Regions from separate parts of the Homo sapiens genome. Here region 1 is linked to region 2. Evidence: read pairs that join two places in POLR2A ChIA-PET (ENCODE). Cell type or tissue: B cell. All regions are shown on one strand. Each heading gives the region's core, and the rest is flanking DNA. Links, peaks and the distances in the headings are about the cores only.

Region 1 (16,178 bases), core at 7,422-9,921, 1.3 Mb before region 2:
AGGCATGAGCCACCGCGCCTGGCCTATTTATTCATTCTTGATAATACTTGTATATATACCTAACAAAATTCAAAAAGCACATAATGAAAAGCAAGTCTGTGACTCACCCAAACTCTGCCACTTATTACTCTTCCTCAGAAATAACCACTATTTCCATTTTTTTTGTATTCACTTCAGGGGTGCTTATGGTGTCTACAACTATCTGTATATTCCCTTAAACACTATTTCACACACACACACATAAATGGTAGCATGCTGTGCACACAGTTCTACACTTGACAGTATTTATTTATTTATTTATTTATTTATTTATTTATTTATTTATTGAGACAGAATCTCACTCTGTTGCCCAGGCTAGAGTGCAGTGGTGTGATCTTGGCTCACTGCAACCTCCGCTTCTCGGGTTCAAGTAATTCTTCTGCCTCAGCCTCCTGAGTAGCTGGGATTATAGACGCCCGCCACCACGCCTGGCTAATTTTTGTATTTTTAGTAGAGATGGGGTTTCACCATGTTGGCCAGGATGGTCTCCAACTCCTGACCTCAAGTGATCCGCCTGCCTTGGCCTCCCAAAGTGATGGGATTACAGGCATCTGCCACCATCCTTGGCCATTTTTTGTAATTTTAGTGGAGATGGTGTTTTGCCGTGTTGGCCAGGCTAGTCTCGAACTCCTGGCCTCAAGTGATCTGCCTGCCTTGACCTCCCAAAGTGCTGGGATTACTGGTGTGAGCCACCGTGCCTGGCACTTTACAGTTTTAACCTAAGCATCTAAGAGATAATGGCATACTAGCTTTTAGTATGTATTAGACACTGTTCTAAGCACTTAACATTTAATGTGTTGCGTGCTTGCAGTCACCCGTGAGGTAGATAAAAATATCCCTGTCTACATTATATAGATGAGGAAAATGAGGCTCAGAGAAGTTGAGTATAGAGGCCAGAATTCAGTCCCAGGGAGTTTGGCCTCTCCGTGTTCCTAATTACAAGTATGCTCCATGTCTCTATATATTAGGTTGACCATAGGACATTGCAGTTTTTGTTATCACATGATTCTGCCTAAGAAATAGATTTGTGGCCCGGCACAGTGGCTCACACCTGTAATCCCAGCACTTTGGGAGGCCGAGGCGGGCAGATCACAAAGTCAGGAGATTGAGACCATCCTGGCCAACACTGTGAAACCCCATTTCTACTAAAAATAGAAAAAATTAGCCAGGCATGGTGGCATGCGCCTGTAGTCCCAGCTACTCAGGAGGCTGAGCCAGGAGAATCGCTTGAACCTGGAAGGCGGAGGTTGCAGTGAGCTGAGATCGTGCCACTGCACTCCAGCCTGGATGACAGAGCAAGACCCCGTCTCAAAAAAAAGAAAAAAAAAAAAGAAATAGAGTTGTTTCATTTTTTTTTTAATCAGCAGTACAGAATTTTACATGTAGAGGACCATGATTTTTAAATTAGGATTGGCTAATACATAGATGGCTTCCATATTTTTGCTTTTATGAGCAGTACTGCAGTTAATGATCTTTCTGTTTATGTTAATTTTTTACATGGGTAAGAAGTAGAATTGTTGTGTCAAAGGGGATGGGCATTTAAATAATTTTTAGAAATTGCCTTCTATAGAGATTATACTAGTTTATACTTTCATCAGCAATGTATGAGAGTTTGTGAAAATATATGAGTGTGTCCCCACACATACAAATGGGTGCATTTGAGTTTTATATATGTGATAGTTTGGTTGACAGGTGTTCAACTGCATGGGATCCTAGCATAATAATGCAGTTAGCTCTGACCACAATTATTTCAATATTAGAATATATTAATCTGTATTTTGGGACCTCATACTGTTGTTTAATTATAGTAATACCCAGAGACATTATTTAGTACCCCACTGCTTACTCTGTGCTAAAAGGTAAGTTAATATATATGTTTCAATCAGTTTTCTTTTTTATTAAGTACATTTTATTATAGTTTGAAATAGAAATATAATTTTTGAGTTTGGTGTCTTTTATTTTTAGTTGTCAAATATATCTTAAGTCTTTAGTTTTGATGTTACTTGATTATATGATTATATACCTATAAAGTAAAAAAAAAAAAATCTTATTTACACTGATAAAGTTCCTAAAACTTATCAAACAAATTGTTGTGAATAAAATTCTGAAAAAACTAGCTAGGAGAAAATGACCTATTTATTACAACACATTTAATAATGAAAGTAGAAGTTTTTTAACGATTAGATGTTGACTTCTTCAAAAGAAGGTGGTATAGACATCATATTTCAGTGGATTTTGAATCAAAATAGAAAGTTAGTGGAAACCAGTTTGGACTAAAATATTAGTTGAATTGCAGGATTCTTTTTTACCTTACTTCTTTCTTTCTGTTTTTTTGAGACGGAGTCTTGCTCTGTCGCCCAGGCTAGAGTGCAGTGGCATGATCTCGGCTCACTGCAGCCTCTGCCTCCTGGGCTCAAGCAATTCGCCTGCCTCAGCCTCCCAAGTAGCTGGGATTACAGGTGCCTGCCACCGCGCCCGGCTAATTTTTGTATTTTCAGTAGAGACAGGGTTTCACCATCTTGGCCAGGCTAGTCTCGAACTCCTGACCTCATGTCCACCTGCCTCGGCCTCCCAAAGTGCTGGGATTACAGGCATGAACCACCACGCCTGGCCTTTTACCTTGACTCTTAAGCCTAAGGTTTTCTCTCTGCCAGGAGAACCCTTGGCTACAGACATACCAAAGGTGCACTCCACTATCTCTTTTTACTTGACCCTGTTCCAGATTGGCTGTGGTGCAAATGCAGGTTAATAACTGAGTGATTGGGTTTTACTTTAACTTATTAAGTATTCCCTTCGTCTTCCCATTAATGTGTTATTTAGATGGTTGCTCTTGTTTAGATCCTTGGCCCTTTCCCATTCACTTATGATTCCTGTCATTCTGTTGAATACTACTTGGAGTTGCTAATTCACATTGATGTGCAGAATGTCCTACTCTCGCATCAGACCTTTTGGTAACTCCCTTTCATTTCCACTTTTCACCAGTTAAAGGCTTACAGGACCCTTTCAAACCAGATCTCTTTTGTAAAATTTTCTGTATTTATTCTGTTATGTATTTTCCCTATCTACTTGTGTATATATAGAGTGTTTAGTTTGTTTGCTTATTTCCTCACCAAACCTAGCATAGTGTAAGACATTGGTTGTCAATTTTGTTGATCTGAAATGTTAATTTGCAATTATCAGGTAAAATCAAGTTTTGGATCATTTCGTATGTTGTGCAGTTATGGTTTTCCATTGCTAGTAGTAATTAGATGCCTTTTTATAGATGCAGTAGGAATGTGGGGAGAAGCAACATGTAGTTTTATCTGTTTCATCCATTTTTTTCTTTCTTTTTTTCCTTTTTCTCTTTTTTTTTTTTTTTTTTTTGGCAGAGAAACTTTTCCATGTCTGTAAATAGTGCTGCTGTCCTGCGATTGACAGGACGAGGAGGAGGAGGAACAGTGGTGGGGGCTCCTAGAGGTCGAAGTTCTTCAAGAGGGCGAGGTGAGCTTTCATATGAAAAAAGTAATAATGGAGGAGGAGGAGGAGGATAGAGAACTTACTTTTAAAATATTTTAATGCCTGATTTAATAAAAACTGTTCTTTGACATTAACTGCATACTAAATGTCCTGAATATTTATATTCAGAACCATTTTTTAGAGGTATCTCCTCTATAATCCCTGATTTGGAGCAGAAGAGTATAATTCTAGCTGTACAGATTTGAACATGAGGGAGTCTAGACAGTCCCAATTCACTCCAACAGATCCATGTTCCTCATCCCTGGAGAGCCTTACACTCTGGGAGCCAACGACTCCTGAAGTGTCTTAACTATGGAAGCAGCACTGAAGTACCTGCAGTCCTCTGTGACAGTTTCTGTGTGAGGGGCGTGTGCCAAGAGCTTCTCCAGCCAGAGAGGGGCTTTAACAAAAACTGCCTCATCAGGACTAGGACATTTAGGGGTAGAAAAAAAGATAATTCTGCCACATTCATTTATTTAACCTATAGTTTTACATATTTTTGTCTTGGAAAAATAGTTCTTATTTTGATATTACTTGTTTCTTTGATATCTGCCCCCTATTTTGGGTTTGCTGATTTTCTCCTATATGACGACATTCTTAAATATTTGTAATATGAATATTTGCTTAATCATGTAGCTCTTACGTTGACTAAATCATAACAGTGGTCTAAATACACCTTGTGATTTTCTGTAAGAGATGCTTTAGAAATGGAAGAATTGGATGTCTGCAATGAGTGAGACCATTGTCTCTGCATATTGTACCACCAAGATTGGCATGATCATGAGTATAGAGTATTTAAATTCTTTATAAATAGAGTAATTTATCTACAGTCTCTCTAGAAAATGCATTCAATTGTGCATTCCTGGGAAGAGATTTCTTTTAGTAGTCCACTCAGAATGTGGGAATCCAGGTGTGAAGTGTCTGATTAAAAGTCTCCACTTGTTTTGCTAGGTACTATTACATAGTTGTGTTTTTCCCTCTGGCTTTATTTGTCCATCTTTAGAGAATATTTTTTTTTTTAACCTGAGGAGATGTTAGACTAATCTGTAAAACTTAAAGGAAATACCTGTGCAACAAAATTTTGGGTGGTGGGATCTAGGCATGTGTGTGCTTCAAAAGCTCCACAGGCAGTTCAGATTCATACACCGAGTTAGGTTCCATTGGTCCAGAATTTGAGATCCATGCATCTTGGTGGCATGGTGGTGGTTTCGAGTTGGGACTGACCACTTATGGCTCTGGCCTGCTGCTTGGGCATTTCCTGTGTTTTTCTGCTGTGGGTTGGTAGCAAGGAGAGGTTGTACTTGGGCAGCTTTGCCTCCAGTGCTTTTCAGGGCAAGCCAGGGAGAGATCTTCTTGGTGAAGAAGTGTGAATAACACCGACTTTTGTGTGCTGCAAATACCAACCAATCTCTGAACAGCACCCCCCGCCCCCCGCCATTACTTAATCTAGAAACAAGTGAATGATTGAATTTCTCCTTGCTTTTTGGTTTATGATTGAATTTCTCCTTGCTTTTTGGTTTCTTTGAAATGAAGGGTTATCACATATGATAGAAAGCTTACATTCAGAATTTAATCAGGCTATGTAAAAAAGATAGATGTGACATATGTAAGAAGTCATGACTTTATTTACATATTAATGTTGAAGAATGGCACGAAACTAGTCAAGTGACTGAACTGACTTGGTGTGAAAAGTACTTTTAACATTATCTCAACCACCCGTGATTCTTCTTAATGATCTCAGTAGCTCATTTTCTGAAAGAAGGTTGTAATTATAATCTGTGGTTTTGTGTTTTCCACTCATTACTTAATTTTAACTTGCTGGTTAAATAATGATTATTGTGGCTTTTCTTTGTATAGGCAGAGCTAACACTAGATGATTATCTTGGCTGTTTGCAACTTTAGGAAACTTTGATGTGGAAATTGACTGATTTCCAGGCTGCTAAATATCATGTACTAGTAAAATTTAAATAAACTAAATAGGTGGTAAGAACAACATGAAACTGTCATTTTATTTGGTTAGGTTGTTTAAAAATAAAGCAGATTGACAGAGCTCTCAACTATTGTCTTCATCATTATTAAAAGGAAGTATGTTTTAATTCCCAAAAAGAATAGGGTGAATTCTTAGTAGAACAGTTCTTTAATTGAGCCTTACGATAGGTTCATCATGTTATATTTACTTCCTTATTCATGTATGGGAACCACTTTATAGAAGATTAAAATTTTTCCAAGTTGGAAAGCTTTAGAACCTGATCGTTGTAGTATGTCCCACCCTAAAGTTTTAGTATCATTAGCAGGACCGGTGTCAGTGCTAGTTATAACTGAGAAAATATTTTATATGTGTTTTGCTTGTCTTTCTGGTAAGCTGGAGGCTATTTTTTATATTTATATGTTTCTGGAATAAAACATTTTCTTCAAGGTGATACAAGTGTAAGGGCCTTCCTGAGCAAATGGCTTTCTCTAAAAGATGAGGAGACTTTTGCCCCCATCCTAAAATCTTCCTTGTAGAGGACATGCGTTATATGACAATTTATATTACATTATTTTAGGATCTTAAATACAGTGTATACATTTCCTGAAGGGGAGAAGTACTTAAACTGTGAGTTGACTTTAAGTGAAGTTGACACAAGTGGAAGGGTAACTTTATTATAGTTCCACCGTGCTTCTCACTTCCGTTTGACAAATGAAGAAGTGGATACTTGCACTCGTCAAGAGGGTATCCATTGTTTCTAAGATTACCCACAAAATAATTTGGTGCATTATTTTGATACTTCATAATATAGTCATATAAAAGTACAAGTGTATTCTGAGTTAATTCTTGATAAATTACAAACAAGAAATAGAAATACTGCATGGATATTTGAAGTAATTAGCTCAATTATATTTAGCTTTGGGATGCATTCATCAAGATCCATCATTTTTCTTTGGGTCATTGTGCACTGTGAGAAAAATTGAGCTAGGGACGATGGCTAAGATTTCACCTAGTTACAAATACATCCTTGGACCCCCACCCCTCCTCCCCTCCTCTCATTTTCTCACCTGTGTATTGAATACAAATGTTTGTTGGGAAAACTGTACATAAAGTATGAAGCTAAAAGTGCATACGGTCTTCTGCCTCCAGACCTAACAATTGGATATATAGCCTTCTTGACCCTAACGGTGCAGCTATATCATTTATATAAATGGAATAATTTTTATATGCATCATTCTTCAGTATGTTCTTGTTATTGAACAGAATAATGTCCGTGCTTAATCTGCTGTGGCATCATAGTGTTCTACTGTATTTTATCAGAATTTATGTAGCTAATCCTTTATTGATTAGATTTCTAGTTTTTTTTTTTAATTACAGTGAACATCTTCATATATATTTGCATTTTTGTACAACTATTTCTATTAGGATAAATCCTAAGTAGAATTGTTGAATCAAATGTCAATAGATCTAACCAAATTGCCTTCAGTAAAGGCCAGTTTATGCTTGAACCACCAGAGAGAGCCTCTCAATCCCTATGCCCAGACACTCTACCAGCTTTGTTGGTTCAAGTTTAGTCCTGATACATTTCTTTTTAACTTCAAGATTTGGGTGTAGAGTAAACTGTACCTTTGGTTACTCTGTAATATACCCTGTATGGCATTCATGAGGTTTGATGGTTTTAGAATTGATGCTATTAAGTTATCCTTTCTCTGGGATTAGATAAATTATTTTAACTTTTATGCTTGACTTTTTAACTTTAGCCCCTGTCTTCTTAAACTCTCTAAACCAAGATTTCTTCCATTTTTATGAAAATAAAACAATAAAATATTTAATCTACGGTAGTGTTTTATTGAACTTCTTAGAATTTCACTATTCAACTGTTCGTTAAAGAACTTAAAGTTGATACTTTCTTGTTCAGGACTGGGTCTATTGCATTATATTATGTTAGTTTTTTTAACTTGTTTCTTTCAGCCTCTTGTGGTCCAGCTACTTCAATGCCATTGTTGGTCTCATAAGTCAAGATCATCAGGCCTCGTTCAGTATTTAAATGTAGATGTCCTGCCTTGTATAGAGATAGAACTTTAGATATTAATTTATGGTGGTGAATGTGTGCCACATGTTGACATCTGACTATCATTTTTTTCTGTTTTCTTATTTTCAGGCAGAGGCAGAGGTGAATGTGGTTTCTACCAAAGAAGTTTTGATGAAGTAGAGGGTGTTTTTGGTCGAGGAGGTGGCAGAGAAATGCATAGATCGCAGAGCTGGGAGGAAAGGTAACTGGATCCACATATTGGCATAAAAATTTCTTGGCATATAAAACTTATATTTTTTGCTTTCTGCGGGGAGAAATGTTTTTGTACAGTTAAAGGGTTTCATTTTAAAAAATGCTCTTAAGTATTGAACATCAAGTTGTACATTAGAAATTTTTAAATGATTCTTATTTAAAGGAAGACGGATTCTAGATAGATAGGTTAATATATGAGTGCCAGCATAGTTAATTTGATTTGGTATTTGATAGCAAATACCAAATTGTCATGTTATTGTTTGTTGGTATTAGTAAAAGTATCTTCTCTCTATATTGTTTGTGGCTTTATATGAAGTCTGTCAAGATGAGTGGGGGCAATTGCACAAAGATATCTGTACAAGAATGTTCACTATGATGATATTTATAATACAAAATAATTTGAAATAAGCCAAACAGATTGATGTTGGCCTTATATAATTGTATATCCACAAAGTAGGATATTAATATGAGCATTAGAGGTGTTTTTGAAAATATTTAATGATGTGGGAAAACACATTCTAAGAGCAGTATATAAAACTGTATACTATGTATCTAATTTAAAAAATAATATTTTGGGTCAATAGAAACAGCTTTTGGTAGGTGAGGGGATGGATATTTTTCTTTTTATCTTTGTGCTTTTCTATATTTTCGAAATATTAGGCAATAACTATGTATTTATTTGTTTTGTAATTTGAAGAAGAAATGCTTTTAGAAAAATGGGAAAGTGAGTGTCACAGATAGGAAATCTATATCACTGTGAGACTTTGTTTGAAACTTATTTTTTCTTTTCCAGGGGTGACAGACGTTTTGAAAAACCAGGACGAAAAGATGTAGGTAAGGTTCTTACCTACACACATAAGGATAAATTTATTAAAAATTGACTCAGTTACCTGCACCTCTCCAGTAGATGGGGCTGCAGCATTTCCTGCATTTAAACTTCCACGGTTATTTGAAGTCTCTACTGCATGAAACCAGAGATGATGAATACAGCCATTAGGATTTACTTGACTTGGTCTGTGTGTTCTCTGCAAGGCATATATTCTTTATTAAGGCCAATTTGTGAACTGAAGACTCAAGTTAGGAACCAATCTACTAACTCTTTTTCTAGTGTAGATAGCATCTCACAGATGAGAAGAAATAGGGCAAATGCTAAAATCTTTGCTTTTGTATCAGAGAACAAAGGCCAAAACTATGAATGTTCTTAATTTACTAATTTATTCATTTGGCCTTTTTGCTGTATAGTCCTTTTTTTTTTTTCTTGTTTTGTGATGAGAACAAAAAAAAAAATAACTCAGATAAATTGCAGTTAAGGTAGCCACTGAAGAGGAACATAATAAAGGAACAGGATTCCATTGTTTATGATGAATTAATCATAATTTGTATTTAAATTTGTATTTAAATACATAATTTATATTTAAAGAATTTATACTGTTAAGATGAGCTTCCTAGCTGATTAAAGGTACTACCTTACAAACTACCAGTAGGTATTAACATCTGAGGAGAAAATAATGCCAATTCATGGTACCATGAATTGGTACTATGAAAATTATTACAAGTTCCAAGTCCTACAAGTGCTAAAAAAGTTCTCCAGAGCATGATTATAACTGATAGTGTTAATCATGTCTTTTTTTTTTTGTTTTTTTTTTTGTTTTTTTTTGAGACAGAGTCTCAGAGGCTGGAGACTCTGTCACCCAGGCTGGAGTGCAATGGTGTGGTCTCGGCTCACTGCAACCTATGCCTCCCGGGTTCAAGTGAATCTCCTGCCTCAGTCTCCCGAGTAGTTGGGACTACAGGTGCGTGCCACCACACCTGGCTAATTTTTGTATTTTTAGTTGAGATGGGGTTTCACTATGTTGGCCAGGCTGATCTTGAACTCCTGACCTCGTGATCCACCCGCCTCAGCCTCCCAAAATGCTGGAATTACAGGCATGAGCCACTGTACCGGGCAGTGGTAAATATTTCTTATAAACAAATGTTAAATATGTAAATACCATTCACAGACTGACTTGCAGATTGTTTTAAAAACTAAGTAATTTTAACAGTCAGCTTTGTATCACTGTTTCTGTTAAAAACTTAAAGATATCAATAATTAAAATTTCTCATTTATGAATGTGGCATTGGGAATACGTAGTTATATTTATATTAATGAAAACCGTTAAGGCCAGGTGTGGTAGCTCATGCCTATAATCCCAGTGCTTTGGGAGGCCAAGGCAGGACAGCCTGGGAGACATGGTGAAACCATGTCTCTACAAAAAAGTACAAAAATTAGACCTGCATGATGGTATGTGCCTGTAGTCCCAGCTACTTGGGAGGCCATCATGTGATGGGAGGATAGCTTGAGCCCAAGAAGTCGAGGCTGCAGTGAGCCGTGATCACACCATTGCACTCTCTAGCCCAGGTGACAGAGTGAGACCCTGTCAAAAAAAAAATTAAAGGTGTGTAGCATGAGGAAATTGGGAACAGACTAGGTAGATAGTTTATTGTTAGCTTTAGCCATATTGTAGACTGTTGGATTAACATAATCATGGGGGGCTTGTCAAGACCTCTGCTCCCATCCTTGTCTGATTCAGTACTTTTGCCATGAATATGTAGAGGGGATGAACAGTAGTTTAAAGAGTACAGGATTTGCAATCAGAAGATCATGGTTATTCTAAGCTCTCAGATCTCATTAGTCTCATAATAAAATGAGTGATAATGCCTTACAGAATTTTTAGGATTATAGTAGTTCTCCCCCTTTATTTGTGGGAGATACATTTCAAGACCCCCAGTGGATGCCTGAAACCACAGATAGTACTGAATCCCATAAATACTGTGTTTTTCTATACATATATATCTATGATAAAGTTTAATTTATAAATTAGGCACAGTAAGATATTAACAGTAATAACTAATAATAAAATAGAACAATTATAACAATATACTGTAATAAAAATTATGTGAGGCTGGGCACAGTGGCTCGCACCTGTAATCCTAGAACTTTGGGAGGCTGAGGTTGGCAGATCACGTGAGGTCAGGAGTTGGAGACCAGCTTGGCCAACATGGTGAAACCCTGACTCTACTAAAAATACAAAAAAAAATTAGCCAGGCGTGGTGGGTGAGCACCTGTACTTCCAGCTACTGAGGGAGACTGAGGCAGGGGAATCGCTTGAACCCGGGAGGTGGAGGCTGCAGTGCGCTGAGATTGTGCCACTGCACTCCAGCCTGGCTGGCAGAGCAAGACTCTGTCTGCAAAAAAAAAAAAAAAGTTATGTGAATGTGGTCTCTGTCTCTTTCTCAAAGTACTGTAATATTTTTTGATCATGATTGACCATAGTTAAACTGTAAAGCAAAACTGTGGATAAGGCGGGATTACTGTAAATAAGAGCATATGAACTCATTTATTCATTCAACAAATATTAAATTCTCACTTATGTGCTAGGTGCAAAATATTTCTTTAGAGGATATTGTTGGTATGCTGATCAGATTTTCAAATCATTCAATATTGTGAGGGATATCTATGGAGTGGAACAGTTAGGACATGGGATCAGAATCAAGGTGAATCGAGACCAAATCTAATCAAATGGGGCATTTTAACAGCAGAAATGAAAAGTCTTACATAAGGAAATTACAGAATTTAAGGAGTGGCTGCATGTAAAAGCAGCCTTCTGTGGAAAGGATACAACCCTCTCAGTGACTCTGGGCTTCATGTTCATCAGCGGTGTGCTGATGTCCTCTCAGCCATGGGCAGTATTTACTAAAGTGTCCTCAGTGAGTCAGGTGATAGGCCCATTGTCTTTTATGTTGTCACAGGCAAGCCTAAGCATTGTGTTCACTTCTGGGACCACCCCTTGAAAGGGTCCACACATTTGAGTAGGAGGGCTGGGGCATTTGAAGCCTTGCGATGGGAACTGTGTGAAGGAAATGGAGCTGTTTAGATAGGAGACAAGATTGTGGACAGGGCAGAGTGGGGAGGAGGGCTTATAGGGTCACTCTCTATCAATACCTGCCTACTAATCATGATCATGTGAGGTGAGGACTTAGACTTGATCTGTATGTTTCTAAAGGGCAGAAAAGGGCTAACTGTTGGAAGGTTCAAGGGGGCAGGTATTGGACACAATCTTAAAAGATCTAATTATTAGAATTGTCTGAAAATGGCTTGGGTTGCCTTGGGAAAGTAGTGAGTTGATAGAACAATAGCCTGGTTTTAACTGTTCACACATATTCACACTTTGGTGGTTTGGAATAGTCAAGTTTAGTCGTTGTTATTTGTGGTTTTCATATTTTAACTATATTAATCCAATGAGGGTAATTTTCTTAGCCACCCTCTATTAAAGGTAAAGGTTCTTTTATTTACATCCCATTGGTATATCTTTGAAAAGGCAGGTTCCATAAAACTAAACTAACATGAAGTATCTCAGAATATTAAGGATACTAACTTCTAGTTAGTATCTACTATTATATAACTGCTAGTATACTAAAATATCATGGTAATTTCCACATACATACATATTCTAATATGTCATAGTCACTTTGATTGAATGCTTTTTGAAAAGATGCTCACTTCAGGTTAACTGCTAAAGATTCTGAGCTTTTACTTTTTGGAAGTAATCCACTTTTGTTGACGATAATGTAGGTCTTTAAAAAACATTGTTCATAATTATATCTTACACTCTCCAAGAGTAGCAATACTAAACTAGTTTGTTCAGGCACACTGATACATTGATCAGTATGAGGTCAATATGAGTATATTGTGAGATATCCTACGACATCACATTAAGACAGTTCAAGTACTGAAGATTCCAGGATGATCTATTCTTTTTAAAATTAGGAATGATGCTTACCATGTATTTGCTTCTCATGAAAAGAGAAATGGGTAGAATTACAGACATCTTTAGATGTAAGATGTCTTGTAAGATGTAAGAAGCTTGCATAACCCCTGTGAACAACCATAGGAGAATGTGAAGGTGGAAAAATGTCTTTGATACTAGAATTAGAATTCCTACTCAGTAGGAATTGATTGTGCACAGGGGGAGATCAGTTCTGGTGCCCATCTTATGGTATGATTCTGTAAGGGTGAAATGAAAGGATTATTAAAAAATAATCCATATGATACCGGTTCACTCAGCCCAGTGCAATACAAATTAGTGTATTTTGGTATGAAGTACTTGTTAATAGACATAGCAATTTTTGGTTATAGACTCTTCTGGTACTTGGTAGTATGGGCTTGTACATATGTAAAACTAGGCCCCTGAGATTTTTAGGTAACGACATGCCTCCAGTTTGTTGAAACTGTCATGCTATCTTTATCAGTTTCCAAAGGAACGTTTAAAGTTAGTTCCGAAGTAGTCTTCCTGATCATGTGTGCAAGACTTCATGACCAAGCTCCCAGATGATCCAGGTTAGTGAGCTGCACATCCAGAAAGGCAGAGCAGCCATTCCTCCCTCCCAGTAATTTCCGCCCTTTTTCCATTGTTACTTCCTTTTCCTCAGAGGATAATGGTCTTTCTATAGAAAACCTAATCCTTAACCTAGAAACTGTGATTTGAAATAAGTGAAAGAAACAATGAACAGTCCTCCCAGAAACTTTCTATCTCCTGCAAAAAAGTTTTGGATCACGTTTCTTATAGATTTATAAAGTGTTTATTAAATAACAGTAGTTTACCAATAGTTTTTTTTGGCATGTGTAGGGGAAGTCATATTTAGTTTTCAAATGCCAAATTTATTATAAACAGTAAGTATAATATGAAACTCATCTGACTTAAATGGAACCTTAGATCTCAGGTTTTACTCATTCACTTATGTCACCTTGGGCAGCTTCACTTAACAAGCGAGAGGGTGAACTGTGTAAGTGATGTAGTGCCTTTAGGAAAAAACATACCATGTAAGTCTTCAATACTACTTTATTTTCAAAGGTTAGGTGAATCTTGTTAATTTATTATAGAAATAAGAATTCTTGCTGTCTTTATGTGTTACAATAGTCTTGGGTTGGGAAAATCTGTTGGTCTGATTTCTACTTAAGAATGAATGTCTAAGATTTTCAAACAGCAAAAGTTCACAATAATTAAGTTTCTGTGTTCTTGATATTCTTCTGCTATTATCAGTCTTAGACCACTCCAGAGTTCTTCTTTATTTTCTTTTCCTTTTGGTCAAATAGTAGAAAAATGTGACTTGCTGCTGAGCCCTGCTCTTCACACCTGCTTGCCTTTACTCAGCTAGTATTTATTTCAAGAGATGATTCCTGCCTAGGTCATCACCAGTGGGGAAGGTTAATCTTTCATTTTTCCCACAGAAACCTGAATAAGGGAAATTTCAGAAAAGAACAGCCACAAATCTGTTTGAAACCTGATAGGGTGACTTTTTTGGTTTTTGTTTTGTTTTAAGGACAGTTTCTCTTTTTTTTATTGAAATGAAAATCATGCAAATGATCATCTTAAACTGGACATAAGGGAAAGGGCTCATTTTAGCATAGATAAAATAAAAAACAGAGGAAACATAATTTTTATAGACTATTAGATTTAGAAAGAAATAATAGAGTTCATCTAGTCCAACCTCCTACTGGTGAATAAACACTGATTTTGTGTTTATAGAAAAAACTATTTGAAGTTGGAAACAGGAATTTGAGTTTGAAAATGCTTTGTTGCCTAATTATCTTTTGCTTTATCTACTGTAGATTTTTTTCCCTACTCACTCAAGTTATATCTAAGTAAAGCTTTATATCTATAAAGACTTAAATATATTTTTGTATTTATGAATTAGAGCCATCATGATGTTTTATATGATCAAATGAATCATACATAGGAGGGGAATGTTTTTACTTAGGTTGCTAGAAGTCATTTAGATGAATCACCGTTTGATTATTATGGAGGACAGTTTTAAAATAAAATTTTGCGTCTCCTTGCAATGCAAAATACCACCCCACAGGTTCCATTTGGGCTGGAGCTTATCTGATCACCTTCTGCCACAAATAAGTGAACATATATGTATGTGTTCGGGTGTCATGTTCAAATGCTTTTAGGTTTATGTATAAATCTGTACTTTGTTGTTTTTCTCGTTAATTTTTGTTCTTAGTTGTTAAAAATTAAGGAGGTAATACTTACTCAAGTTTCATAGTATAAAGAACCAAATGAATGATCTTTGTTGTCTTGAAAAAAATCCCAGCTCTTAAAGGATATTCACTAAGTATAGTGAAGTCGTCATTCCACCCAGGGAGCTAGGTTTGAAACTAAACTGTTGCTTCAATTTGCAGATGAAAATGAGAGATTAATGGTTGATTTTCTTAGAGTTCAGTTGTGTTAAACTTCACTGTCCATTTTGCCTTCATTACTAGTATCATACCACATTCTTATAAATTCACCAGCAACATTTCTGTATAAGTGTCTGTCAAGTTGAGTTACATTGATTTCAGCAGGTAACAAACTTTGTAATGTAGAGTGTTATGTTTCCAGAATGTGTATTGTTAGCTCAGCCATTCTTATGTAGGCATAGGCATGATTACCGTGATGTAGAGAGCTATAATTAGCATTGAAAAAAGAAAACATGAGATACAGTAAAGAAAAAGTAGCTGCATAACTGGCTGGGTGTATTTAATACATTAAAAAATGGATAAGTCTTATTCTGTCAGTCCTGTTTCAGAGATCTGAAAATTGTCAATGCTTTGTCCATTGATGTGGATATCCAGGTCAGTCCTGTTTGGGCTTTTAGAAACCAGAGGAGTTGGAAATTCAGGGACAGTCTTGTCAAAATTCTCCATCTTGATTTGATATTCACCTTTGGAACCTCGGGTCAACAGAGATGCAAAACAGTGATGTAACATGATTTCAGACGGTAGGTAGGATGTCCTCCTTTGGCATATTTCTCCAGTGCCCTCCTGCATTGCTGAAAGGAATACAACTAATTCAAAGTGAGAAGGATTTTCATGCTGGAGCAGAGTAGCCAGAGGACTTGATGGTGTAATGGAGTGATAGTACGTTAGTGGAAAGATGAAGAATGGACATTCGTCAGAACTGATGCCATCAAGGTGGAAATCCACACTGGTCTGGTAGAGTTTGCCATTTTCTCTTTCCTGATAGAGTACAGCTGAGACCCGGACACTGGTTAGAGGGCTAGGTCGGGTGTTGGCCACTTGGAAGATAAGATTAGGTTTGCCATCCATGTGAGCTACTACTGCTGTGTCAGTAAAGCGAATTGAAAAAGCTCGATTTTTTGGCCGGGCAATCTTCGCCACAAAAGCACCTAAATAAGAAATTATTGATTTTTTTTTAGAATGAAGACTTTAAATATCAATACTTTTTCTGAATGACAAGTGTATATCAAATATTTACACATTTCTTGGTGCCATGCCTTTCAGTGAGTCAGGAATTGAACTCATTGTTAATTTGGTCAGTCTTATTTGCCTGAAGCATTTTTCAAAGT
Region 2 (16,178 bases), core at 5,858-8,357:
TATTAAAATATCTATTTATTATTAAAACCATTTATAAGGCTTTTTCATAAATGTATAGCAAATAGGAATTATTAACTTGAGCATAAGATATGAGATACATGAACCTGAACTATTAAAATAAAATATTATATTTAACCCTTAGTTTAAGAAGAAGTCAATATGCTTATTTAAATATTATGGATGGTGGGCAGATCACTTGAGGTCAGGAGTTCGAGACCAGCCTGGCCAACATGGCAAAACCACATCTCTACTAAAAATAAAAAAATTAGCTGGGTGTGGTGGTGCACTCCTGTAATCCCAGCTACTCAGAAGGCTGAGGTACAAGAATTGCTGGAACCTGGGAGGCGGAGGTTGCAGTGAACCAAGATTGCACCACTGCACTCCAGCCGGGGTGACAGAGTGAGACTCCGACTGAAAATAAATAAATAAATAAATAAATAAATAAATAAATATTATGGATGGTGAAGGGAATGGTATAGAATTGGAGAGATTATCTTACTGAACACCTGTAGTCCCAGCTTTCTCTGGAAGTGGTCGTATTTGAGCAGGATGTGCACAAGGCAATTGAAATGCCCATAATTAGTTTCTCAGCTTTGAATACACTATAAACTCACTGGCTGAAGGAGGAAATTTTAGAAGGAAGCTACTAAAAGATCTAATTTGAAAAACTACAAAAGCATTAACTAAAAAAGTTTATTTTCCTTTTGTCTGGGCAGTAGTGAAAATAACTACTCACAACATTCACTATGTTTGCAAGGAATTAACACAAATAAAAGATGCCTTTTTACTTAAACACCAAGACAGAAAACTTGCCCAATACTGAGAAGCAACTTGCATTAGAGAGGGAACTGTTAAATGTTTTCAACCCAGTTCATCTGGTGGATGTTTTTGCAGGTTACTCTGAGAATTTTGCTTATGAAAAATCATTATTTTTAGTGTAGTTCACAATAATGTATTGAACATACTTCTAATCAAAGGTGCTATGTCCTTGTGTATGGTACTAAATGTGTCCTGTGTACTTTTGCACAACTGAGAATCCTGCAGCTTGGTTTAATGAGTGTGTTCATGAAATAAATAATGGAGGAATTGTCATGTGTTGCTTTTGTCATTTTATTGAGAGTGACAAAATAAAATTCCTTAATTCGGTCAGATTCACTTCTATAGGGATTTGGTTCCCAGAGTTACATGAACTGACTTCTCTAAGCAGATGACTAGAGCATTCTGATTAAATGCAAGCAAATGAATTCCCCCCTCTGGTTCTGGTTCTTGTCAACATGGCCAGATCTGAATTCTGTGGCCCACTTTTTGGTTTCCCCCAAGTCAGGCATCCATCTGTAGCCCCGGGGACTCCAGATTCATTGACTCAGAGCCACCCCAATGTGTCATGGGGCTTTTTTGAGGCCTCATGTGGGCTCACAAACAGGTGCTCCTGCTCTATGTTGGGGTCAACACGAATGTTGATTGTCCACAAACCACTTGACAATGGAGCTTCGGGCCCAGCAAAGGACATGATTCCCTTGTTGTAGGCATTGTCTCCAGAGTGTTCCTGGGCCCTCCTGCTCCAAACACACATTCATTCCAGGAAGAATCTGGGAAATGTCTCTTTTCCCATGCTGCTGCTGCTTGGTCCACCTGGGGACTGAAGTGTGTTGTTGTCATGGATACAGTTGCTGGCGCAGCCTCAGTCTCAAAATAAAAGGCTTGAAAGTCAGGGTTGAGCTGGTGCTGGATACGGGGAGCACACATCCCACTGACCTTCCCAACCCGAACTCAGGTATGAGCAGGTGAGCCTTTATTCCCCTGAAGATAGAAATCTTTATGGGAAAAGTGACAGTAGCTGGCCTACCTCATTTGTTTATCAGACCCAAACAGGCATCTCTGAACCACAATTAATTTAGTGGAATCAGTTGGGGCTTAGGGTACTACACATACACATTTATAGCATCAAATTTTTAAAATCAGTTTGTTCCCTACAAAAATCTTATCTGACAAGAAGAAATTTCCCTTCTTCTTTTATATGTGTAACATGTAACATGTTGTTACTAAATGTTGACTTTGGGCACTTCTTTGGCTATAAGAATGGTTCAAAATAAGTGAAAGGGATTGGTAGCCTGCGCCTTCCATCATTTTACAATCTGTTTGAATAGTTGAGGTTAATTTAAGCAATGAAATTAACACTACAAGGCAGAATTCCAAGTGCGTGTGTATCTTTATTCTGCAGATCCACATACAGAATAAGGAGATTCTCCTGTGTGGGGTAGAGGATGAGGGAAGTGCCTGGGGACACTCATCTTTGCTTGTGAAATAAGACAGAGAACATTGGCTTCTCCTGAATTCCTCCCAAGGAGACCAGTCTTGTATTTGTAGAGCAGAACTGCCCCAAGAAACTCCTCAAGGTAGAGGGCAAGACACAGGTGGCTGCACGTGGTCACTAACGGCGGTGCATTAGTCAAGTGGGATGCATTTGAAGTTGCTGGGAAAATATTGAGGAGGATTCAGGGAGACTAAGAACAGCAAAAAGGGGCAGGCTAGAGGAATGTGTTAGGGGGAGTGTGTTTTGAGGACCCTTTCCCTGGGATGGTACAAATCTTCAGAAAATAAATACACAAATTAAAGCACTTGTATCATCAGAACACCCGTGACCTTCTAGAACATGGAGCATGGCATGCCTGCGAGCCCCCCACAGCCCCCCATCATGCTAGATTGCAGCAAGATCCTTCCATCCAAGTTCTCACCTCTCCCATTGATTCTCAACACTGCTCTGGGGGTATCTTTCTGAAATGCAAGATGGAGCCAACCATTCCCTGCTCACAAGTCTTCAGAGATTCCCTATGTACTAACTCCTGCCTAACTTCTAATATGGGGCTCATGGACAGCAGCGGCCTGGCCCTTACCTCTGCAGATGCATCCTAGAGTCCTCCCTGCCTAGATCCCAAACTTCGAAGACAGCCGTCTGGGCACAGACTTCATGCCAACTGCCAGTGTGGCCCTCCTGTCCTGAGCTGAGTGGCATGTTCCCCTTTGACACTTCCCACCACCTACTGCCCAGCACTCTTTGCCAGGGGAAAACCAAACCACTTGTGTTGGCCACTCTTCCCCATGGCTTTCCCCTATCCTTTGTTTTATTCCTCTAGGGGTTTCCTAAAAGGAGGCAGCATAGTGCTATAACTCAGAACTGCATCATTGTTCGAAAGCTCTGCGACTTTGAAAAGGTTATATGAGTTTTCTGTGCCTTGGTTTATGCATCTGTAAAATGACCCTTCTTCCTCAGAGGACTGAGAGGATTCCATGAGATAAGTTGAGAAGTCCCTAGATCCAGGGCTGGCCCTTTATAACTGCTCAGTGAATGTTAGCTGTCCCCATCACCACCATTTTCAGCTGTTCTCTCTGGCTAATGTCTCTTCCACCTGTCTCTTTGGCAAACTCTTATTTTACCGTCAGGGCCCAACTTGAGAATCACCTCTTCCTGCAAGCCTGCCTTGATCCTCTGCTCCCAGAGCAACCTCTGGTAGCTTTGTCCTATGAGGGCTTCCTGGCTCTTCCACTCATGGCACGTGTAGAAAATAGAACCTGTAGGTCACCTGGTGCTGGACAAGGACTTCTCTTAGTCACAGGCCCTGGCTGGACCCTACTTAGTGGCTAAGTGCCTTGACACCCCTGTAGTCAATTCATGGTCAGGCAGCTGTGATGATCAACTCCCATCATGATCTGTTTATGTGTCTCCTCCCTTCACTGGACTGGGAAGTTCTTGAGGGAAGAGACTTTTACTGGTTTGTTTAACTCGTTACACCCAGACAGTGCCTGGTCTGTTGCAGGAGTTGGATGGGATATTTATGTGGTTGAACTGAGCTCTTCTTCACCATTCTCCAAAGTGCTGTATAATTTCTTTATTCATGTTCCTTCTTCTCTCTTGCCTAGTTGAAATATTATTTGTAATTAAGCACCTTTGCACCCTTTCCTTGCAATCCCAGGCAGAGGTCACAAGTCCTGCCCCATGTGAGGACAGACCCCTATTTACAAACTTGACTTCAGCCCTTGCTGGTCATTGTATAGGGGACTCCAGATAAACAGAAACAATACATTTATTATGAGGAACTGGCTCACATGATGATGGAGGCTGTGAAATCCCACAGTCTGTCATCTGCAAGCTGGAGACCCAGGAAAGCTGGTAGTGTGTAATTCCAGTCTGAGTCCAAAGGCCTGAGAACCACAAGCATTGATGGCGCAAGTCCCAGTCCAAAGGCAGAAGAACAATGTCTCAGCTCAAAGTCAGGCAGAAATAGAGAATTCAGCCTTCCTCAACCCTTTTGTTCCATTCAGGTCCTCCATGGATTGAGTGATACCCATCCACACTGGGGAGGGAAATCTGCTTTATTGAGTCCACCAATCCAAATGCTAATCTCATTCTGAAACACCTCCACAGACACACCCAGAAATAAAGCTTAACGACATATCTGGGCACCCCATGACCCAGTCAAGTTGACACATGAAGTTAACCATCACAGCTCTGTCTCCCCAACTCCCCTGATTAGGAGCTCTTGTGGGACAAAGCCCTGGACATTTGTACCAGTTCACACACGTATGCATTTAGACACATAAACTGTGTGCCATAATGTGCTTAGCTATAACCTAAACCTATTCTCATGGAATTACAATCCACATGGAAAGCCAGGTCCAAGCTAGTTGCAGGCATGAGCCATGAACTGTGATGGGGGCTTGAGTGCAAGGACTTTAGGGGAGCAGGTAGGAGGGGGTCACAACCTCGCTATGGGAGAAAAGGCAGGAAGGCATCCCAGTGTGTCCAGAATTGGTGGGTTCTTGGTCTCACTGACTTCAAGAATGAAGCCACAAACCCTCGCAGTGAGTGTTACTGTTCTTAAAGGCAGCATGCCCAGAGTTTGTTGCTTCTGATGTTTAGATGTGCTTGGAGTTTCTTCCCTCTGGTGGGTTCATGGTCTCGCTGGCTCAGCGGTGAAGTTACAGACTTTTGCGGTGAGTGTTATAGCTCTTAAGGTGGCGAGTCTGGAGTTGTTCGTCTCTCCCGGTGGGTTCGTGGTCTCGCTAGCTTCAGGAGTGAAGCTGCAAACCTTCGCAGTGAGTGTTAACAGCACATAAAGGCAGTGTGGACCCAAAAAGTGAGCAGCAGCAAGATTTACTGCAAAGAGTGAAAAAACAAAGCCTCTACAGCATGGAAGGCAACTAAGCGGATCGTCCCTGCTGACCGGGGCAGCCTGCTTTTATTTCCTTATCTGGCCCCACCCACATCCTGCTGATTGGTCCACTTTACAGAGAGCCGATTGGTCTGTTTCACAGAGAGCTGATTGGTCCGTTTTGACAGGGTGCTGATTGGTGCATTTACAATCCCTGAGCTAGACACAAAAGTTCTCCACCTCCCCACTAGATTAGCTAGATACAGAGTGTCCATTGGTGTATTTACAAACCCTGGCTAGACACAGAGTGCTGATTGGTGCATTTACAAACCTTGAGCTAGATACAGAGTGCCAATTGGTGCATTCACAATCCTTTAGCTAGACATAAAGATTCTCCAAGTCCCCACCAGATTAACTAGATAGAGTGCTGATTGGTGCATCCACAAACCCTGAGCTAGACACAGGGTGCTGATTGGTGTGTTGTTTACAAACCTTCAGCTAGATAAAGAGTGCTGATTGGTGTGTTTACAAACCTTGAGCTAGATATAGAGTGCTGATTGGTGTATTTACAATCCCTTAGCTAAACATAAAGATTCTCCAAGTCCCACTAGACTCAGGATCCCAGCTGGCTCCACCCAGTGGATCTCACACCAGGGCCACAGGTGGAGCTGCCTGCCAGTCCTGCGCCGTTCGCCTGCACTCCTCAGCCCTTGGGCGGTGGATGGGATTTGGCGCCGTGGAGTGAAGGGGGCGGCACTCATCGGGGAGACTCAGGCCGGGCAGGAGCCCACGGCGGGCGAGGGGGCAGACTCAGGCAAGGCGGGCTGCAGGTCTCGAGCCCTGCCTGGTGCGGAGGCAGCTAAGGCCCAGCGACAAATCAAGCGCGCGGGCTGGTGGACCAGCACTGCTGGGGGACCCAGTGCACCCTCTGCAGCTGCTGGCCTGGGTGCTAAGCTCCTCACTGCCTGGGCCGCAGGGCCGGCTGGCCGCTCCGAGTGCAGGGCCCACCAAGCCCACGCCCACCCGGAACTCTAGTTGGCCCGCAAGCGCTGTGCGCAGCCCCGGTTCCTGCCCGTGCCTCTCCCTCCACACCTCCCCGCAAGCCAAGGGAGCCGGCTCCGGCCTCGGCCAGCCCAGAGAAGGGCTCCCACAGTGCAGCGGCAGGCTGAAGGGCTCCTCAAGCACGGCCAGAATGGGCGCCGAGGCCGAGGAGACACCGAGAGCGAGCGAGTGAGGGCTGTGAGGGCTACCAGCACGCTGTTACCTCTCCCCAGGACCCAGCTAAGGGATAAATAGCACTTATCACGGAGGAGTGTTTGAAGCAAATGGAACACATATGGGCTAGTGGTGGAGAGCACAGGTTTGAACTGGCTCGCCTGGGCTCAAATCCCGCCTCTGAAATATGTTGGGACCCTTGCCTGGCATGCAGTCCGTACTCATAAAATGTTAGCTCTTGTAGCTACATGTCACTTACCAACTTTTAAAATCTGTGTTTTGGGCAAAATGTTTCACAGTTATCCTGTGAAATTTGCCTTCACATGTCAGGAATGATTTTGCCTGAGAAAAATGAAAACAAGCCAATTGCCTTCAGGGAGCTGCACCTGTGGGGTAAAGACCCCAGGGAGGCTTCCTACAGGGACACAGGAGACCCCTGCATAGGGTGTGGGTATTAAAGTGCATCTGCCACCCTCAACCCCAAAGTGGATTTTCCACCCAGTATAGTGCTTTTTTTCCACACACACACACACACACATGCCCCCCCCCCCAAAAAAAACAAAACCCAACAACAAAGCTGCAGGTCTCCAAATGAAGAGCTTTAGCAGCACTTTTTTTTTCCTTTTAAGTTATGAGATGGGAAAATAGCATTTGCAGTAATTTTGTGTGGCTATAACTGAAATTCCATGTGCGTGTTTTGCCTTATCGCTTTTAAGTAAGTACAAAGGGACAGATAATGCTTCCAAATGCATGCTGTCTCTATTATGACTATGGTAACTCCCAATCACTTGACTGTAAATAGTGCGGGGTTTCTGTCCCTGTTTCACATGCCTTTCACCCTACCTTTGAGCTTCCTCCTTCGCACCACCCGCCCCCCACCCCCCCCTCCACCGCGTCTCTTGCTTTCATTTCTGCACTGGCAAATGGCTATGATGTTTGGTTCCTTTTTTTCAGAGATGAGTGAAGAATTCAAGAGAAACTGCCCTCTGGGTTGATGGCGAGAGTTTTTGCCTTCAGCTTCACCTCTCACGTCCTCTGGATAGACCTCCCAATGGGGGCAAAACCACCGCAAAATGAAAATCCCCTCCTCCCCATTGAATCTGCTCTGCTGAAGCTGCAACACTCTCGGATTATTCCAGAAATGGATGTCCTTTCAAGCCCCGCTGTCAGTTTCTTTCCGATGCATAAGGCGATTTATGGATGCTTTATTCTAAGCCATGTGCCTTCAGTGACCCAGAACTGACAAGACTTGAGTTCCTGGCCCCCTGCAGGTTTCTCCACAGTCCATTCCCTAGCAGCCCCCTCCCCAGGGACAGCCTGAGGACACCAACACCAAGCAATAGCTCTGTCCCCTGCAGAACCTCCCATCCTTCTCCCTCCACAGCCCCCTCCTACTCCCCAGCTCCCCCACCCTCCAGCCCCTTCAAAACCCATCAAAGCCCCAGGACTTTGAGCACTGCTATCCTTCGGAGTGTCAGGCAACCACAATACTCTCATTCCAAGGGAGGGTCATTTCCAGGTCAGGAGAATCATTTTCCTTCCACTGCTGAGAGCTCCAGAATCCTGGATTTAGGTTCCTTTGTTATGAGGTTTCCTCTTCTGATCCTTCCACAATTAAGTGACACAATTTCTCTCCCCATTAAAAGGCAGGAGGCTTTCATTTTCAGACTTGAAGAGCATTTGACTTGAATGGAAGCACTTTTGAGTTCAGAGAGGGAAGATAAGTTCATTTTCATTGAGCACCACGGCTCACCTCTTCATATGATTTGCTCAGATTAATTCTCCAGTATTTCACATTCTCAAAGAATGTGAAAACCCCACTGATGAGACGGATCATGAAGCTTCCCTGGGCTTCAGTTCCCTCATTAGAAAAAGGAATGATTTGAACCAAATAATTATGCAGGCTCTCCCTGCTTTGAAATACTGACATTTTGTCACTGCTAGAATAAATGGAAGGAGAGCACATGGCTTTGGTCAAAACAAACAACAACAAACCTTCTTGACCATTTTGGTTGCTTTTACGTGATTTCTGTAAATGTGGCAGGGCAGAAAGGACAGGTGTTAAATGATGAGTGTTCACACCTTCCCTCTCCTCTCACAGCCTTCGGAAGGGTGGAGTTTCCTGCTTGGTTCACCAGGCAGTCTTTGGTTGTGGGAATGAACCTGGTGGTAGAAAAATGAGGAAACAGGAAGGTTCCAGGGAGGCAAGTGGAAAGGAAGAAGGGGGCCCGCCCGGCTGCATTCGAGAGAATTTACCGAGTGTGGAGAGGAGGAGTAGCAGGATTTTGGGCCCTGCCTCGCTTGTGTGCGTGTGTGTGCGTGTAAGCGTGTGCTCTGTCTGAAGCTCTCCTTCTACCCACTCCCTACTCTCTGTCATGGCCATTTCAGACCTCCATTATCCTCAAAGGCTTTGGTTCCTCTTGTTCCCCAATCTCCTTCTGTAGTCTTGGCAAATAGTCTGACTTTCTACTTTTCCATTCCAATAGCAATTCTCTCAATCTCTCTCTTCCAAGTTACAGACCTTCATCCACCTGGACCAGAACGTTAGGGTTCTTTTCTACTGCAGTGGAGGAGTGTTCTTTTGTTTTCTCTAAGGTCAGCTGTCTCCTCCTGTGCTTTGGATGCCATCCCCTCCATTCTTGTCAGGAACCTTGTAGCAGTGATTACCCCTCCTCTCGCCTTCCCTTAACCTCTTCCTCTCTCAACTGGAAACTTCCATCAGAAGTATTTCAATTTGCTCAAGCCTTTCCCATTTTCACTATATAAAGCCTATGCCCTCCCTCTTCCCATTGCCCTTTCTGTCTCCTTTCTTTCGTAGTCTGAGTTTTCAGAAATGTCCCTATACTCATTGTCTCCATTGCTTTCCCTCTCTTTCTCTGCTTAGCCTTCTCCAGTCCACTACAGCCTTCATTCCCCCATGAAGCTCCTCCTTCTAAGCTGGCCAGTGATCTCAATGTCTTTATACCCAATGACATTTTTCAGTTTTCCCATTACCTCATTGCCCAGCAGATTTGACATTGTTGACAACTTCCTTCTTCCTGAACTCTTTCTTCTGTTGATTTTCTGGAAACCACAGTCTGCAGGTTTTCTTCATACCATTGACTGCTACTTCTTAGTCCCCTCTGACTGCAATTCATCCTACTCTGACCACTGAATCTTGGCCTTCCTTCCTTCTCTGTCTTAGGCTCTCTCCTGGACCACCCGGGGTCAGCTCATTCACACCCATTGCTTCAGTTATGGTCTAGATTCTGTTGATTCCTAGATTTATAATTCCAGCCCAGGTTTCCTATCTGAGCCCCTCTCTGCTTATCCAACTGACATCTTGATATACACTCTTTAATGGTTTTTAATTTTTTAATTTTTTTTTTTTGAGATAGGGTCTCACTCTGTCACCCAGACCAGAATGCAGTGGTGCGATCTAGGCTCACTGCAACCTCCTCCTCCCAGGCTCAAGCGATTCTCTTGCCTTAGCCTCCAAAGTAGCTGAGATTACAGGTGTGCACCACTGCGGCCAAGCTAACTTTTGTATTTTTGGTAGATTCAGGGTTTCGCCATGTTGGCCAGGCTGGTTTTGAACTCCTGGGATTACAGGCGTGAGCCACCATGCCCTGCCACTCTTTAATGTTTCCACCAGGCAGAAATCTTGGAGTCATTTTTGGCACCCTCTTACTTTTCTTTTCATATCCTGTTGATTGTATCCTCTAAACATCTCTGCAATCTAAACACTTCTTTCCTTCCCTACCGCTGCATCTTTGTCCAGCTTAGACTTGGACTGTTATCTTTGCCTGAAGCACAGTAATAGACTTCGACACTTCCTTGTGCACCTACTTATTCCTGCCCTCCTCTAACTCTTCTCCAACTCTAGACCAAAGTGATCTCTTCAAAATGAAACTCTGATCATGCAGTATTTAAAACCCTTACATAGCTTCCGCTTGCTCTTGGATTAACGAACAAGATTGTTACTGGGGGCTATAAGGCTCAAAATGCTCTGGTCTGGCTGGGCGCGGTGGCTCACGCCTGTAATCCCAGCATTTTGGGAGGCTGAGGCAGGCGGATCACGAGGTCAGGAAATCGAGACCATCCTAGCCAACACAGTAAAACCCCGTCTCTACTAAAAATACAAAAAAAAAAAAAAATTAGCCAGGCATGGTGGCGGGTGCCTGTAGTCCCAGCTACTTAGGAGGCTGAGGTAGGAGAATCTCTCGAACTCGGGAGGCAGAGCTTGCAGTGAGCCGAGATCATGCCATTGCACTCCAGCCTGGGTGACAGAGTGAGACTCTGTCTCAAAAAAAAAAAAAAATCTCTAGTCCTACTTACCTTTCTAGCCTTATCTGATACATATTCTCCCTCTCTGATCTCTATCTCAATTTCTCAAGGACACTATGGAGAGGGAAAGAGATGCTGTTAATAGTTAGTCTTGGACAACAGGCATAAAATATGACCACACTGAGCAAACTGTATGATGCCCTCACTCAGGAATGACATTCTCCTTCCTACTGCAGGCCCTTTTCTTGCTCTATTCCATCTGCCTTGGAACCTCTGGCCTCTCTTCTTCGCCTCATTAATTCTGATTTGCCTTTCAGGTCTCAAGATCCACTTTTTCAGGAAAGCCTTTCTTGACTCCCTACCTCAAATACTCCTGTGATGTACTTTTGCAACACTTCCTACGGAGCCCCTCCTGAGTGCCATTGACCTCTTTTGAGATTCCTCATCACTGTTGCCACTTTGTGTGCATTTATGAGATTATTTGATTAATATTTAATCTTCTCCACTGAAGTGTAAACTCTCTGAAGCCAGGAATCATATCGAGGTTCGCTCACTATTGTATCCCCCACATTCAGCTCAGTGCATGACACATAATGACTAAGTATTATTTAATAGGTGAATCAGCAAAGAAATCAGCTCATTATTGGGGGGTAACTATCCATTGGTTTCTTATGTTTGTGCACATGTTATGAATAGAGATACTGACTACTTTTGTTTCTGACTATCTGTCTATTCAAGCATTTTGAGTAATGAACAGCCTTGGAAGATACAGATGAAGTCCCCCTTCAGAACAGAGGACAGACATGCTAGCTTCCCAATATAATAAAGATAATGTCTTCCTCTAAAGAAAAGGGCAGGTGTGCTTCCTGCCCATAATAAGTGATTCCATTTCTCTCAGATCAGTGTTCTGCTGGAAATATAATTGACTGCATATGCAGGTATAATATGGCTATTTTCGTGTTGCTTTGTGGGAATTGTAGCTCAAGTAACCAATGCAAAAAATATTGAAACCCTGGCACCTGCTGTAAGTAATAAACTGTCTTTCATCTCTAACAAATAATCTTGTGTCTTCTTTTAGCACTCATGCTAGTTGCGTGTTTGGTGAAATCTCAGACCCTTCACAGTTTTTGACATTAATTAATTATATTTTATTCATTCTGTATATTTCTTAGACTTTAGTATCGAGATGTGCAGAAATAAAACATGTGAATGTCTTGAGTATAAGTCCCTGTTTTTCCTTATGCATTGACAAACTACATTCCTGAGATCACCCCTACATGATAATCCGAAATAAGCAAAGGTTTTATTGACCATCTCTCTTACTTATTCACTTTTTAATGTTCCCTTTTTCTCCTAATTTTGTCATTTTTTTCCTCCTATGTTCTTTTTTTTATTAGTACTGGTTTATTGCAGAAAATTTAGAAATATTAATATGTCCTCCTATGTTCTTAATCTATGGTCTATTTCCTTTCAAATGGTTACATTAATTTCTCCCAGGGTGTTAGCTGATCTTTATAGGGGACTCTTAAAGAGGAAAAACATCCAGAGTTTAGCGAAGTATAGTAGAAAAAGCCCTGAATCAGAAATTAGGAGACATAACTTTTACATATGTACAGGCATAACTAGTTATGTGAAATTGGGCAGGTCACAAAGCTCCAGTTTCCTCTTCTGAACGCAGTCATTCCTTTATGCATTTATTTATTCATTCAACAATCATTTATTGAATTATTTGCAATAAATGACTTAACTGCTGCCTTCAAAAAACCCACAGTCTAGTGAGAGAGAAAGACAAACTCAAGATATTAACACAGTGTGAAAGGCATGATAATAGAGGAAATCCCAGGGAGCTGCTGTAGGACCCATGGGATTAGAGCGGAGACAGAGAGCATGGGATTAAACTGTGCAAGGGAGGTGGAGTCTGAGCTGAGTCTGGTTGGGCAAAATAACTTGGCCATGGAGAAGGTGAGGTAGGGAGTTGTAGTCAAAAGCAAGAGAAAGTCCCTTGCAATGCTTGTTGAAGCTTTTCCCTCTTCTCCCTACTTAGGCTTTGCCTTGGCTCCCAATCCCTCCAAACCTATAGTGGTGTCCCTAAGGGAGAGTCTTATCACCCCTGTGGCCATGGCAAGTGGCCTAGTAGAAGGTAGTGTAACAACCCAGCAGAGAGCTCAGGCACCTGCCTCCACCACTAACCCTGCAATCTGGGCACCATATTCCTGTCTGCAAAAAGGGAGTCACATTTGGTTTCTCCTGCTGGGTTACCGTGGGGATGTGAGTGCTCAGCATAGTCCTTAGCCCATGAAAACTATCCAAGTGGTTGCATCAAAATTGGGGAATACTTTGGAAATTATTCATCTCATTTCTTTTTTGTCTCTTTGAGAACATGACATCACCTCTAGTTGGCCCAGGACCTCCATCTGCCTGAGGGTGGGAGAATGGAGCAGAGATTAGAAGTGTCTCAAAGTCACACAGGGAGGCCAACATAATTTTCAGTTTCTAACGTGCAAAATAGGATTAGGCAGCAGGAGGTTAGCTTTGAAATACAGAATATTCTCTTGAGGTGAAATTACAAGTTTTTTTATTTCCCTGTCTTGAGTATTCTCCCACCAACACCTTCGTGACAGTCTTCAGAAGAAAGATAAAGGCAATTGAGTGCATCTGATGAGAAGAAGCAAGGCAGTCATCATTATTTACATCTACGTGAGACAAATAAAAAGAGTTTAATGATTTCAGTCACTAAGGGCTAGGGGCCTCATTCAGAAGACAGTGGTTTTTGACCCCAAGACCTGCCCTTGTCACTATATTTTTCAATAGCACATGTTTGGAAAATGACTGCTTTAAAAATGTATATATCCTCCCAGGTTGAAAATAACTTCATGCTTCTTAGTAATTTTGGAGAGGTACAAAGCAATCCCAATAATTTGAAAGCATCACAGACTCTTTTAGAGAAGTTTTTGGAGTGCTTTCAATGGTTGAGCCCATAAACATGTCCACTGATTTACATTTTAAAAATGAAAGAGTGTTGTATTAAAATATTTGGATTCTGGTCACATAGTAAGGCTATTGTGCTTCCAGGGGTTAGCACAGGATCAGACTTGGTTACTGGAAGTATCAAAATTTGCAAATTATCCTTCAAATGAAAATTATTCAGTTCTTCAGGTTTTTTGCTTATGACTGGTGCATGTTTGCTGGTTGTGAAAGTGGAAACAGATACAGGATTTGCTCCCAGTCTGAGCATCTGGAGTTGAGTGGCAGGGAAGCTAATAAGGCATCTCACTGCATTCTTCCCTTTTCTTCCTGGATGGATGACATGTGTTAATGTTCATGTAAATCCTTGCCCCACTTCACTCTAAGAGCTGAAGCAACCACTTAAAAGTCTTTTGTCTGTTTGTTTTTCTTTTTTCTTTTCCTATTTCTAAGTAATAGACTCATACTGCTAGTTTTGATTGTTTAGCATTTGTGACTTCCTATGGTGAAAGAATAAAGACTTAGTCATTTCATGCCCTGTTCCCAACCCCACCTTCATCCTCCCAAGAGAGTCATATTATAGTTTTTGTTATTGTTCAGTGTTTGTATTATCATGACCAGAAGTATTTTTCACAGCAATACCGCATTTCCTTTTGTGGTTGTCATTAGTGCTCACTGACAGATATTTTGTTCTTAACTTTTAAGGTACATAGCAGGACTTGCTTTCCTGCTCCCTTTGAATTAGGTAAAGTCATGTGACTAGGTCTAGCCAATGAGCTCCAGGCCAGAGCATGTAATTACTGGTGTGAAACTTACCAGAGCTCTCTTTCTGTCTGGTATTGCTAACTACCAATATTCAAGAAATTTATGAGTGATGCTAGCATAATGGTGGATTGGAAGATCCAGACCCTCCTTTTACCCATGCACACACTGATTTAATAATAATACATGGGGCAACTTCCTTTCTGAGAAGCCCAGAAACAAATAACAAGAAGTTCCTGCATCTGAGATGGGCATGAGACCAGCTGCATAAAAGTCAGTAGGAACATTCAGGGCACTTTTCTTGGCCTTGTTCTTCCCTTCAGTACAGCACAAAACAAATGGGTAAAAAAACCCAAAACTCCTGGCTTCTTCCTTAGGAGGTAAGGAATTGAAGCGTGTGTCTAAAGGTCCAGCTTTCTGAGTGGCTGCCTGAGGGACTGGTTTCTGTTTGCCTGAATGTAAGCACTGGCAGGAAGAAGCACGAGGCTGGTAGGGACACTGAAAATAAAGGCAACAGTTTGGACTAGTATATACTCATTTACAATAGCCCCTCCTCCTGGCTCAGCAGAGAATGAGTGGGTGAAAACTCTCAAATGGTAATTTCTCCCTGGGGAAAGAAATTGTTGGAGCACGGCATTTTGCAGAGCTGCCTGAAGTACTGATTTCTGTCTCATCCAATTCAGGGTGCTGATGGGACCTAACATACTCTAGATTCCTGGTGACTACTGAAAAAAAAAAAAGCTGGAGCACATGCTGCTGCTACAGAAGACCCAGAGTACAGCAGGTAGACACCAGAGGAAGTAAGAGATTATGAGCATATGAAGATAGAAACAAGCAAATTCTTCTAATTAGAAATTTACACACACTCGCCAAGAGAAAATACATCCATAGAAAATTTGAGAGACCTCCAGATTTTCTACCTGTGCTAATTGGCGAAGGTCTTTCCCTGCATGAAGCCAGTCTGTGAATAATGGGAAAGGTGCCTGTTCCTTTGGATTTGCAGATATCAACTCCAAGCTACAGAAACATAAAGAAACTGGAAAATATAGCCTAATCAAAGAAACAGAATAAATCTACAGAAATTGGCCCTAAATAAGTGTAGGTATACAAAACACCAAACAAAGAATTCAAAATAACCATCATAATAATATTCAGTGAGCTCAAGAAAACAGTGTTTGAACAAAATTTGGATCTCAACAAATAAATAAAAAATATGAGAAACAAACAGAAATTTTGGAGCTAAAGAATGTAAGTGAACTAAAAAATTCATTAGAGAAGTTCAACAGTAGACGTCATCAAGCCGAAGAATAAGCTAACTCAAAGACAGATCATTTGAAATTACCCAGTCAGAGGAGCAAGAAGAAAAAAAGAATACAAAAGAGTAAAGAAAGTCTAAGGGACTTATGGAACACCATCAAGTAAACAAGGCTATGCATTATGTGAGTCTCAGAAGAGAAGGAAAAATGAGCACAAGGCTTATTTAAAAAAATAGTGGCCAGAACTTTTTAAAAATTGAGAAGGAAAAGGCACATCCAGATTTAAGAAGCCCAGTGGTCTCCAAATAGGATAAATTAAAAGAAGTCCATACAGAGTAATATAATAATCAAATGATCAAAAGTCAGAGACAAAGAGGGAGTTCTGAAGGCCTCAAGAGAATGCATAAAAGAAAACTCCATAAGATATCAGGGGATTGGGATGTACATTCAAAGTGCTGAAAGTAAAAATTTGCCAACTAAAAATACTATATCTGGCTTAATGGTTCTTCAAAAATGAAGGAAAGATAAAACTTTTCCAGATAAACAAAGCCAAGGGAGGCCATCA

What was found. Peaks named below come from ENCODE experiments on the same cell type or tissue, not always from the same donor. Only the 100,000 strongest peaks of a DNase experiment are listed, where the experiment ranks them.
Region 1: POLR2A ChIA-PET joins it to region 2 with 7 read pairs; 2 of 35 experiments call an interaction of 5 or more read pairs at or near these places.

Annotation. Positions count from the first base shown.
Region 1 is chr2:232,752,816-232,768,993 of GRCh38, forward strand. GIGYF2 (GRB10 interacting GYF protein 2) reads left to right here. Exons shown (of 29, transcript NM_001103146.3): 6 at 3,408-3,519; 7 at 7,665-7,776; 8 at 8,581-8,621. KCNJ13 (potassium inwardly rectifying channel subfamily J member 13) reads right to left here. Exons shown (of 3, transcript NM_002242.4): 3 at 12,987-15,998. The coding sequence ends at 15,376. Among named protein-coding and RNA genes, the nearest start is that of KCNJ13, 16 kb to the right of the region's middle. In B cell, for the core only: CTCF peaks have their summits at 8,708 (motif pointing right) and 8,909; a DNase peak (open chromatin) is centred at 8,706.
Region 2 is chr2:234,018,431-234,034,608 of GRCh38, forward strand. TRPM8 (transient receptor potential cation channel subfamily M member 8) reads left to right here. Exons shown (of 26, transcript NM_024080.5): 26 at 1-1,092. Among named protein-coding and RNA genes, the nearest start is that of SPP2, 24 kb to the right of the region's middle. In B cell, for the core only: no CTCF peak of the experiment used is centred there; a DNase peak (open chromatin) is centred at 7,241; H3K4me3 peaks cover 458 bases.